Regions from separate parts of the Homo sapiens genome. Here region 2 is linked to region 1. The links are chromatin loops, found by intact Hi-C in ENCODE. Cell type or tissue: Calu3. All regions are shown on one strand. Links, peaks and the distances in the headings refer to the core of each region. The heading gives the core; the rest is flanking DNA.

Region 1 (6,489 bases), core at 614-5,613:
GAATCATTGGCAAAAGAAAGGGGGAAGGAGGAGTCTAACGTGATGCTAAGATTCCTACTTGAGTGACTAGCAAGAAATATGGAATGATGAGCAATTAAATTTTTTTTTCAAATATTACAAAGGCAACACGTGCTCGTTCATCCCCACCACACCCCACCCTGGGAAATAACATTAAGTCAGCTGATTATTCCACCATTCCCATGTCCATTCAAACACACAAACACATATACACAGGTAGAGTTTTTTGTTATTTTTGTTTTTATAATAACGGGATGATGTACATATTAATTTGCAAGCTGCTTTATTCACTTCAGAATATATCATAGATGCGTTTTCACACTGAAGAGCTGCAAGATGGCCATAATTCATTGTCATCTATTCTGCTCTGATGGGAATTCAGGTTGTTCCCAGTTTTCTATCACTAACAATAAGCATCCTTACAAATATATCTTTATATAGAGAGGTGCTTTGAATTCAATAAGATAGAGTCTAAAAATAGGATCGCTGGGTTAAAAGGTATAGGTACTTTTTTTTTGTTTTTTGAGACAGAGTCTCACTCCATCACCCAAGCTGGAGTGCAGTGGCGTGATCTCAGCTCACTGCAACCTCTGCCTCCTGGGTTCAAATGGTTCTCCTGCCTCAGCCTCATGAGTAGCTGGGATTATAGGTGCCTGCCACCACGCCCAGCTAGTTTTTGTATTTTTAGTAGAGACAGGGTTTCACCATGTTGGCCAGGCTGGTCTCGAACTCCTGACCTCAAATGATCCACCTGCTTCGGCCTCCCAAAGTGCTGGGATTACAGACGTGAGTCACTGTGTCTGGCCAGTATACATACTTTTCATTATAACTAAGTCTTCCAGATTTCTTTTCAAAGAAGGTGAAGCAATTTATGTGATACATGGAAATTCTTACTGATGATGAGCAACTCTGGGAACTGGAGACCTGAGTACGGCAGAAAAAGGAAGGGAACAGTATTTAGTTTGATTTTCAACTAGTTAAGTCTAAGATGTCTGCTGGATGTTTCTAGGTTGACACCTAGTAGGTAGTGAGCTATTCAGCTCTGGCACTAACAGATTTACATGTGAGTGAGGACAAAGGAGTGGATGGAATAGCTCTGAGGAAGAGAATGGAGCCGAGAAGTGGGGTGACTATAGATCTCAAGGTAGCTCCTCCATCATGAAGCTGAGTGGAAAAATTCGGAATTAGCAAAGGAGGCTGTGGGTGTGTCTGAGAGGTAGGTGGAAGCAGAAAGAGTGCAAACTAAGGGAAACAAGAGGAAGAGCCAGTCTCAAAAAGCAGAACCTGGACTACGGCATCAAACGTGGGGTGAGATCTTTAATCACAGTGACCTGGATGTTGCTATTATATCTCATGTTTAGGGCACAGAAATGGAAATTCCAATCTCATATTTTTTTAAAAAAATTTTGCAATTCCCATGGTAGCCTTGGGAATTGCAAGTGCCAACTGCAAGGAATAGGGTGATACTGACATGTCAAATATACTTTTATCCAAAAATCATCCCAGGGCGTCCCAGCTATTGGGGATTATACTCTACACCCCACAAGAAGTTCTTCAGCAACACTGGAAATGAGTTGGAAAATGGTCATTTCCCCTCCCCATGCCCGCCTTGTGAAAGAAGCCCTGTCAATCACAGAATAAAAGGCCCTAAATCATTCACTGAGCAGAAAAATAGCCTGTAAATTATCAAAAGCTTATTACATCCATGTTGACAGCACATAGGCTATGATGCTGAAATTTCACTCTCATCATCTCTTTCTGGACAACGGAAATGGAGTCTTCACCTGCCTATTTCAAAAGTCCTCTTGATGATAAGCTCTAAATATGTTGCTGCAACACACCATGTGATTATCTACATCATACACCTCATGACATTGTCCTGTGTTTGTGGAGGGGATTCAGGACAGGAAGTGACTCTGTCATAACTGGGCACACTTATGTACACACTTAAAATGTTCAACCTCCAGGGAACACTGACAATCCCCTCCCTCTGCCTGCTCATTTCTTTTGTTTAGTGATGACCCACTCCTATTGATAAGCAGCATATGTAGGAAATGCTCCAGAGGAAAAGAACAGCCATTTTACACTATGACTAGGCCATACTTCAACTGGCCTGATGAGAAGGACAGCAAGATTTTCAACACTGGCCTCATGGAGTCAGATGATGCACAGGTATCAAATGCTATCCCTCAGACAGGTTTTTAAGAGGACAGTGTTTGCACAACAGTGATAAAGGCTATCCTGGGAATTGCAAATTCAATTTGACTTACAGCAGTCATGCTTTCCTCTGGAGACAGAGATGATTTGAGCTGCAGGGAAACACATACACACACACACACACACACACACACACAACTCCTTGCACTGCCTGAAAATTAGTATGGATTGACAAAATGAAATAGCATAGTAGACTGGCAGAGAGATGATAATTGCAGTAGGGCAACCAGGGCTGGTTGAGCCCAGAGGAGGAAATTATCATTTTGATTATGTTCAGGAGAATCTATTTATGAGTACAGGTTTCCTAGTTGAGTCAGATTAAATATTTTTCTGGCTCTAAAACACAAAATTTCTATAAAAATAAACTTAGGTAAATTCTTTGACCCAGAATCTTTTCAATCATTTCTGCTTGATGAAAAGCAGTCGTACAGGGGAAGGCTTCTCATTTATCTCACGGATCATTTACACCTGCAACTTGGCAGCATTCTTACCAAGTGTCCTCTCCACACAGCCACCTGCCATACCCGAGTCTCCTTTTCCTCATGCTTCTTCAGCCCATTGGCTCACCCCACGTGGCAGGGAACACAGCCTCTGTAAGAATGAGGAAGTGAAAGCACTGTGCAAAAGAAAAGCTGGTATACAAGGCTGGTGATACGTCTGTAAAGGCAAACTGCAACACGTTAAACTTGAAATTCGGACAAACCTGAGTTCAAATTCCATCTCAGCCACTTACAAGGTGGATGACCTTGGGCAAGTTACACAACCTTTGTTTCCTTATGTGTAAGACAGGGAAATCAATATTCACTTCTTAGGATTGTGGTAAGGATTGGAGGGGAAAATTAATAATCAATGGATCCAGACATGCACATGTTTAGTGTCCCTGGCATGTTGTAGGCACCACTACAATGTAATGATTATGTGGAGAATCTATAAAATCCTATAAAAATTTGCCTGAGTCGTTGACTCCAAAGTAATAAACTAGTTTGCTTTAATGTTAAATGCCAAAAGCATTACTCAAGAAATATTATTTCCTGATTGTTTTTTCTCATAAAACCCACAACATTCTTTCTCATCAAGTTGGCTAGAGGGTTTTGAGGGTTGGGGACCCCACTGGACCCAGGTTTTGTTCTAACTGAATTGCATTAAGGTTAGAAAAGAATGAATGATTTAGGAAGCTATTTCTAATTCCTTTATGTCTGTAAAACACTCAAATAAAATAAATCTGACAAAATCAGTAGATTTCCCAAACTTGAGTCATTTTCTCATGATAAGGCATTTCTCTCAAGATAAGGCAGCATAAGGCTAGACGTTAATTTTTGACAAGGGTACCAAAACAATTCCATGGGGGAAATAATAGTTTTTTTTTCAACAAATGGTGCATATCTATATGCAAAAGAATGAAACTGGACCCCTTTCTCACATGATAGATGAAAATTAACCCCAAAAGGACCATAGACCTAAATGTAAGAAAGAAAATTATAAAACTCATAGAAGAAAGCACAGAAGTAAATCTTCAGTGATTTTGGGTTAAGTGAGGTCTTAAATATAATACCAAAAGCAAGTGCAACAAAAGAAAAAAATAGATAAATTAGACTGCATCAAAATTAAAAATTTTTATGCTTCAAAGGACATCAACAAGAAAATGAAAAAGATGACTCACAAAATGGGGGAAAATTTGCATGTTACATATCTGATAATAGATTTATATCTAGAATATATGAAGAACTCTTACAACTCAATAAAATAAAGAAAGATACCCCAATTAAAATATGGGCTTAGCCAGTGCTTTGGGAGGCTGAGACAGGGGGATCGCTTGAGCCCAGGAGTTTGAGGCTGCAGTGAAATATGATCGTGCCACTGCACTCCGGCCTAGGTGACAAAGCAAGACCCTGACTCTAATATATAGATATATATATAGATATATATTATATCGATATTATATTAATATTATATATTAATATCTATATATTATAGATATATATTATATCTATAGTATTATAATATATATTATATAATTATATATTATATATTATATTATATAATATAATATATAATATATAATTATAATATATAATTATATTATATATAATATAATATAATATTGTATTATATATCATACAATATTATATTATATTATATATAATATAATATAAATTACATAATATTATATAATATAATATATATTACATAATATTATATAATATAATATATATTACATAATATTATATAATATAATATATATTACATAATATTATATAATATATAATATAATTATTATAAAATATAATATAATATAAAATATATATTATATAATAATATATATTATATATTATATAATATATTATATAATATAATATATAATATATAATTATATAATATATATTATAATACTATAGATATAATATATATCTATATATTAATATATAGATATTAATATCTACATCTATAATATATAGATATTAATATATAATATTAATATAATAATATCGATATAATATATATCTATATATATATCTATATATTAGAGTCAGGGTCTTGCTTTGTCACCTAGGCCGGAGTGCAGTGGCACGATCATATTTCACTGCAGCCTCAAACTCCTGGGCTCAAGCGATCCCCCTGTCTCAGCCCCCCAAAGCACTGGCTAATATATATAATATAATTATATATTATATCTAATATATATTAGATATATTATATATTATATCTATATATAATATAGATATAATATATAATATATAATACATATTTATATTATATATAATACATATTATATATTAATATATTATATATAATATATAAATATATATTCAATTAAAAGTAAAATAATATGTATTATAATATATAGATATATATTATAATACATATTATTTTACTTTTAATTGAATATATATTTATATATATTTTACACTTAATTTTATATATATTAAATTATATAATATTTTACATATATATGTAAAATGGGCTTAGAATTTAAACAGAAGATTTGAAAGATTTACAAATGGTTAGTAAGGACATGAAAAGATGTCCCATGTTATTAGCTATTAGAAAAATGCAAATCAAAACTACAACAAGGTACCACATTACACCCATCACACCTTTGTAGGATGGCCATAATCAAAAACAAGGATAACAATAAATGTTAGCAATTAAGAAATGTATGCCTTCCTGGCTGGGCGCGGTGGTTCACACCTGTAATCCCAGCACTTTGGGAGGCTGAGGCAGATGGACCATTTGAGGTCAGGAGTTCAAGACCAACCTGGCCAACATGGTAAAACATCGTCTTTACTAAAAATACAAAAATTAGCTGGGCATGGTGGCATGAGCCTGTAATCCCATCTACTCAGGAGGCTGAGGCAGGAGAATCACTGGAACCCAGGAAGCAGAGGTTGCAGTGAGCCAAGATCACACCACTGCACTCTAGCCTAGGTGACAGAGCGAGACTCCATCTCAAAAAAAAGAAAAAGAAAAGAAAAGAAAAGAAAGAAATGCATGCATTTCTTAATACATAACCCAGTTGAACTGATGATAGGTTTTGTGGCTAACCATGCCTAAGAAAAGCAAGCAAGCAATATGAACAGCCATATACAATAGCTCTGTCTCAGTTACTCTATGTCCTAGTGAGGTTAGGTTAACTCAGGTTGTCAAAGAGAACTCTAGCTTGGAGATGTGGAGAAATTGAGACCCTCATACATTGGTGGTAAGAATGTAAAGTAGCACAGATGCTGTGGCAAACAAAATATTCAACACAGAGTTACCAAATGACCCAGCAGTTAGACCCCTAGAGAAATAAAAACATGTCCACACCAAAACTTCAATGTGGTAAACAATGCCCAGAATAGGAAAATACATAGAAATGGAAAGTAGATTCGTGGTTTCCTAGGGCTGGGGTCGGGGGAGATTGTTGGGGAAATAAGAAGGGATTGCTAATGGGTTCAGGGTCTTAGTTTGAAAATATATGAAAACTTGAATGTATCAATTGGTTTATATTGGGAGAGCATACAGGCTGGCTGTATTCATACATGTTATATTAAAGGGACTCCAAACTAACTGCCAATGTCTATCTCTGCCCAAGCCCTGCTGGCTGCCCCTCCCCACCCTGCCCAGTGACTGCTGTCACCCTTTGTTCCTGCAAGGACTAGGCATGGGTACAGGGCAGATCCTGATCGAGCCTGTGGGCCCTGGACTCCCAGCACAGGGTGTGGTTATTGCCATCTCCTCTCCAGACTGGCAGTACCATGCATGCTTGGTGGGTGG
Region 2 (6,489 bases), core at 516-5,515, 210 kb after region 1:
GATTGAAGGGATAAATGATTAAATAAACGAGTGAGATGCAACTAAGAAATCACATAAGAACTGAAAGAGGTCCCCAATTTTAGTATTCAGAAAGATATTGGGTGACTCTGGTCTTAACGTTTTGCCACATATACCCATACTCTCATTGGTTTCACATTGGAATGTCCAAGAATTTGAAATAAAATAAAAAGCCTCATGGCTTGTCACTTGGCCTTCCTTCCCAGAGTGATCACTTTGACGATGGATGGATGGCTCTGAATAGGTGCAAATAGTTTTCATTCAATGGTTTTCAACCAGATAACACATAATAGAGTCATTATGTCCCTTAAGAGATTGAAAGTTAAATATATCATTTCAAAATTGCTTCAGCATATATAGTATCATCTTTAAGCCAAAGAAATTTTAAACAATGGTAATCAACTCATGCCTTGGTGATCTCAAATTTTCAGCTATTATTTCCTGTACATGTTGCAGTCATATGCCCACTATTTGAGAAATCATTGTGAAATGGGACAACAGAATATTTATCATCATAAGATCCTAAGTTGCTGATATAAAAAGTATTTCTATAATAAACCCCAAGACAAATGAATGGAACAGAACCGCTGACAGATTGCTAATGTTTCATTTTTAGATTTACAAATGAGGGGAACCTGTAAAAGGAGGATTGAAAATGGAAAACATAAGTACATCCTGTAGACAACAAATGCCCTTCAGGATATGAGGTAGGGAATTAAAAGGCAATGCATTTCAGCAGTTTCTGAGAGTTGCTGGGAATTGAAATTTAGGTACCTCTGGCCTGTGAAAACACAGTGACAATCAGTAAGCTGTTTTCTTCTCTCTCTGCCCTTGTCTTTACCAGTGAGTGCCATTTGAACGCAGAGGACTGTCAAAGCAAAGATGTACGAAAGGAAGTTGCTCTTCATTTCTCAGCCTTGCCCCTTGGGAAGTAAAGGGACATTGACTAAGCATTTCCTATCAACTGCATCTTGCCTACAGCCTGGATCTCCAGGACACTTATGGACTCTGACAGAAACCATAACATAGAGCTGATAAACTAGCTTTCTATAAGGAAGAGACTTGGAGGAAATATTCCTTGGGGTTTTATTTTTATTTTTTTATTTTTTTGGTTGGGGGTTGTTTGTTTCAATTCAAGGCATTTTGAAAACTGTCTCCTCAAGTGGTCTACCAGAAGACTAAGGGGATCCAAACACTCTACATGAGTTTGACACACCCCATGCTGTCTCTTGCAGAGCACCATTACTCTCTGGAGAAGCAATTCACCTCTCGGAGACATCGAGTTCTGGTTCTACCCTTTTGATCACAAAGATTGAGACTAGAGTTCAGAAAAATCATTCTTAGGTTGTTTAATCAAAGATTTTTAATCAATATTTTTAAAGGATTGTCAGAAAACTACATTATTCAAAGAGGGCTGAGTTCTATATGTTAGAAAAATGTTCTGGTATTAAAGGGAACGGTAAAATATCAATGTAACAGGGTAGGAAAAGTCTAAGATTTATAATCAGAAATACACCATTTCAAACAGTGACCCGTACTAGTAGTATGACAAGTTACAAGTTGTACAAGTTACTGACCTTTCTAGGCCTCGGTTTTCTCACCCATAAAATAGAAAGAAAAAAAGCCCACTTTCCAGCATATGAGTATTAAATACATCATATTCGCAAAGTGCATACGTCCAGACTATACTGGACATTCAATAAATATTATTATCTCTTCCACTCTTAACTCCCTACAAAATTTTATTAGAGGCCAGGCACGTTAGCTCATGCCTGTTATCCCAGCACTTTGGGAGGATCACTTGAGGCCAGGAGTTCAAGACCAGCCTGGCCAACATGGCGAAACCCCGTTTCTACTAAAAATACAAAAATTAGCCAGGTGTGATGACGCATGGCTGTAATCCCAGCTACTCAAGAGGCTGAGGCACAAGAACCACTTGAACCCGGGAGGTGGAGGTTGCAGTGAGCCGAGATCACACCATTGAACTCCAGCCTGGGCAACAGAGCAAGACTCTAAAAATACAATAAAATAAAATGAAAAAAATTTTAAAAATTGATTAGAAAACGAAGTTCCCCTGTCAAACAACTCTTTAAGACAACCCTGAACTCTAATAAATTCAGATGGATACATTATAATATCAGATACAATATTTTATCAAATTAAAAGTTGATTATGAGATATCACTAAGAAAGAGAAGTGCTACCAATATAATTGTATGTTGCTATTAATTATATAAAGCATCATAATTTCAGAAATGTTAAAATATAAAATATGTGCATATTTTTGTAAAATCAATAAAATACATTAAAGTGTCTAGGATTTTAGATAAGCTTGGAAATACAACAGACACAAGAAACAGAAAACAAAGAGACCCGTATTTCCTCCTATTGCTTAATCTCTTATCTTTGGAGGAAAGAAAAATCATTAAGGTGCAGGCCTGAGAGTCAAGCAATTGCTCAGTTAAGAGTTCCTTTAAATACCAGTTTACTTGGTTTATACCAGTGACTAGATACACAGAAACAACATTTGAGGGAAAAGGCATATGGAAGGAAGAAATAAAGAGCATTTTGTGTTTTACCGCCTTCTTTAAAAATCTTAATTTCAAGGTTTTTTAATACTTTGGTTTAAGTACTTAAGGTATGTAGTTCTAAATCTATAAGGAGATTAAATGGTAGTTTTCAAAGCTTGTAGAACAACACACACATAGAGCACTCCTGACCACTTAGTTATGTAACCTATAGCGACATTTAGTGGTGGTGCCCGCAAATTACAACTAGGTGTCCCAAAGGGGTAGGACAATTGTTTGTATAAAATGACTCAACAAAATTCTCCTTTATCATAGTGTGAGTGATGTCGCATAATCCTGCCCAGAAGGTTATTAAGAGGTCTTCTGGAGGTGGTGCTAGAGGTGGTAGAAGCTATGTCATTGCAATCTTACATTTGAGAACTAAACACTGACCTTTTTCTTCTCTTGCCCAAATTTGTATCTAAGGGGACTGGTGGGTTACACCCTACAATCCATAATGTCTCATCAAAGGGGTTTTATTTAACCCTATATAATGTGGCTCACTTTCCAACCTGACTCTGGCATAACATCACACGACAGATAAAGAAGGAAATCAAAGTAGTTCAAGCCCAAATATGTTTTATTTGCCATGTCCTGAAATAGTCCTGCAAAGCTGACTGATTTGGGGAAAATCTACATTCTGAAGAGAATCCCCTTGCTTTTCCTTCCTTTTTCCTGATCTAGGAGAAAGAAATCAACTCTGATAAGAAACATTTATAATCTATTATCTCTAAAGTCAGCTCTCTGGAGACCTCCTCTGCATAAGATAAGGGGTTGGTTGGTGTCCACAACTCCTTATCTTAACCAAGACATTCTTTTCTATTGAGTCAAGGCCTTTAAACTCTTTAACTCTTTAAACCAATTGCCAATCAGAAAATCCTTGAATCTACCTATGACCTGGAAGCCCTCGATTCCAGTGGTCCTGCCTTTCCTGACCAAACCAATGTATCTCTTACAAATACTGGCTGACGCCTTGTGTCTCCCTAAAATGTATAAAATCAAACTGTATCCTGACCACCTTGGGTACATGTTCTCAGGATCTCTTGAGGGCTATGTCACACGTCACTGGTCTTTGATATCTGGCTCAGAATAAATTCCTTCAAAATATTTTAGAGTTTGACTCTTTTCATTGACATATTTTACATAGTTTGGTATTTTCTGCATATGCTTTTCTCCATAATAGAATCATGGTGCTGGAAGAGACCCTAGGGACTATCTAATCCAATTCTCCCATTTGCAGATGATAAAGCTGTGACTCAAATATGCTAGCCAAAGGTCACACAGCTAGGAAGGGGCAGTTTCAGGCCTTGCCAAGAATTCTAAATGCATTGCTCTTGCAATTAAATGGCTTTGTCATTCATACAGCGCAGATTAGAGTATTGGCTATAGTTTTCAACGCTTATTCATTGAGCATTTAATATAAAATCAAGTATATTAAAAAGATATTTACGGCTCTGTTAGAAAGTTTAAGATGAATTAGGGATTAGTACATAAAAAACAAAGTCCATGAAAACTAATAGTTAAACATACAGTTTTGACAACTCTACGAGATAGATACAGTTACTATGACCATTTTACAGTTCAAGAAATTGAGACAAAGTATTATTGGTAACTACTAAGTCCAAAAAAAGAAAAAAACTATAAAAGTTACATAGAAAAGTAAATGCAATCATATTGTAATACATGGCTCAGCTGTTAAGTGATAGTAACACAGGCTCAATGATAGAAGCTACAACTTTCAAACAATCATGTTTGGAAGACAAGAGGGGAAGTATGTGTTGAAGAACAGGGCGAGGGAGACAGAGATAGGGGATGTAAGAAAACTCATCAGTTTCTGTAGAAGGCATGAATAGACATCTAAAACTAGCTGGACATGGTAGCTCATGCCTGTAATTCTGGCACTTTGGGAGGCCGAGGCAGGAGAATCACTTGAGCCCAGGAGTTTGAGACCAGCCTGGGCCACACAGCAAGACCCTAAACTCAACAAAAAACTAAAAAATAAGCCAGGCATGGTGGCACAGACGTAATCCCAACTACTCGGAGGGAGGCTGAGGTGGGAGGATTGCTTGAGCCCAGGAGGTTGAGGCTGCAGTGAGCCATGATAGTGCCACTGCACTCCAGTCTGAGTGACAGAGCAAGACCCTGTCTCAGAAAAAGAAAATATCCAAAATTGAAAAATTAACACAAAAAATAACATAAGCACAGGGATGTTTGTATAGAGGTGAATCCAAATGAAAAATGGAAAAGGGAGTTGAAGTGATTGCCTACAGAGAATAGTAGGTATTAAGAGCAGGGAGAGGTGGAATGAAATACTACTGTTTTTAATTATAAGGTTTGTAGGACTGTTTGATGCTTTAAAATATGTACTTTTATGATATGAGAAAATATAAAATCAAATTTAAAAACTAAAACATAATATAGGCAAATCACTAAAAATATTGCTTTCAAATTATGTGTAAAAAAGACAACCATGTTTCACAAGCATCTCTAAATAAGCTGAAACAGAACATTTTACACAATGATCTCTTTATGTTATCTGCACAAGATGTAAAACATCAACCAGTGGCCCATACTCAAAGGCCTTATTCCTATAAGTAAAAGGCAAATCAACTCACATTCCTATATTTTAAGTTGAAATAGAGTATTTGTGGGTGTATGTATCATTTTTTATGATTCTCCTCTTTGACTGACTTTTTGAAATCACTGACCAACACCCCAATGGCATTAGTGTAGCCTTGGCTGCTGCAGTGCCCTGCCCACATCTCCTCCTCAGGACTGGAGCACTCACTCCTTCAGCTGCTGGGACTGTTAGTAGAAGATGGCTCTCAGCTGAGTTATTTTCTAGTGATTGCCTTTAGCCAGCATGCTGCCTAGCCCAAGGTCACTAGACCTTTCCAATAATAGTGGTATAAAGACTCGGTCCTCTCGACCCAAGGCAGAGCAACTCTAAGGTGCCGCTCAGCTTCAGAACTCTCCCACGGATCAGCTGGGGCCTCCATTGCAGCTGCTCAGCCTGCTTCCTGCTCCCTCTTTTCTACAGGTGTTGATCTCATCCTCAGAGCACTCCCCAATAAACTTCTTGCACACAAATCCCCATGTCAGTGTGTGTTTCCAGGGAATCTGAAGACAGTCCAGTAAGAGCCTTTTTACTGTTCTACTAGGTACAATAATATTATTATTTTAGTTTAAGAGATATTAAAGACAAAGTCTCTTGACTCTTTTACCTTCCTTTATTTAACTTCCTTTTTCAGAGTTTTAAATGGTGCATGCCATGTGCATTAATCTTATCTTACATAGCAGAGTGAAATTTATCTTTAATGTTTAAGATAAATATTAAACTTATTTAATATTTAATATAATTTACTATTTGAATGTCTACTATATACAAAGTACAGTGAAAAGTGAGGAAGGGGAGGGCAGAAGAATCCACAATGAGTAAGCAAATGAATCAAATGTGGTTTTTTCCCTCCTTGAAGAGTTTATAATTTGGTAGAAGAGATAAAAATGTACACTAATTACTGTAATCACTGGAATGTAACAAAGAAGTAAAAAGTGCTATGGAAGTTCAGAGAGAAGATAATTTTGTTGGTTTTGTATTTGGTTAGGGTGGAAGAAGTGAAGGGTTGTTAAAATTTCCCTTCTTAACCTACTTCACATCAGCTAGCCTTTCAACACTAGATTGGAGTTCGTTGGATGAAAAAGGCAGAAAAGTGATTTAAGGCAGATGTAACAGACAAGAGTAAAGGCTTAGAGGTTACAAAGGGTGGTGGTGTTTGGGTAATAACTATTATACTAACAGAGTTTAACTGGAGCACTGTAGGTACGAAACAGACAAGCAAAGTGAATGCCAGAAGGGGGAATCTGTCTAGAAACGTATCCTCTTCTTCTGTTACAACCACCAAATC

Evidence for each region. A loop is a pair of places that touch in the nucleus more often than their neighbours do. Peaks named below come from ENCODE experiments on the same cell type or tissue, not always from the same donor. Only the 100,000 strongest peaks of a DNase experiment are listed, where the experiment ranks them.
Region 2: it touches region 1 in a loop (15-fold over the local background); 3 of 110 quality-filtered maps call a loop at or near these places.

Annotation. Positions count from the first base shown.
Region 1 is chr4:81,633,072-81,639,560 of GRCh38, forward strand. No RefSeq gene overlaps it. Among named protein-coding and RNA genes, the nearest start is that of RASGEF1B, 160 kb to the left of the region's middle. In Calu3, for the core only: no CTCF peak of the experiment used is centred there; a DNase peak (open chromatin) is centred at 2,810.
Region 2 is chr4:81,842,113-81,848,601 of GRCh38, forward strand. No RefSeq gene overlaps it. Among named protein-coding and RNA genes, the nearest start is that of RASGEF1B, 370 kb to the left of the region's middle. In Calu3, for the core only: a CTCF peak has its summit at 2,791; a DNase peak (open chromatin) is centred at 2,769.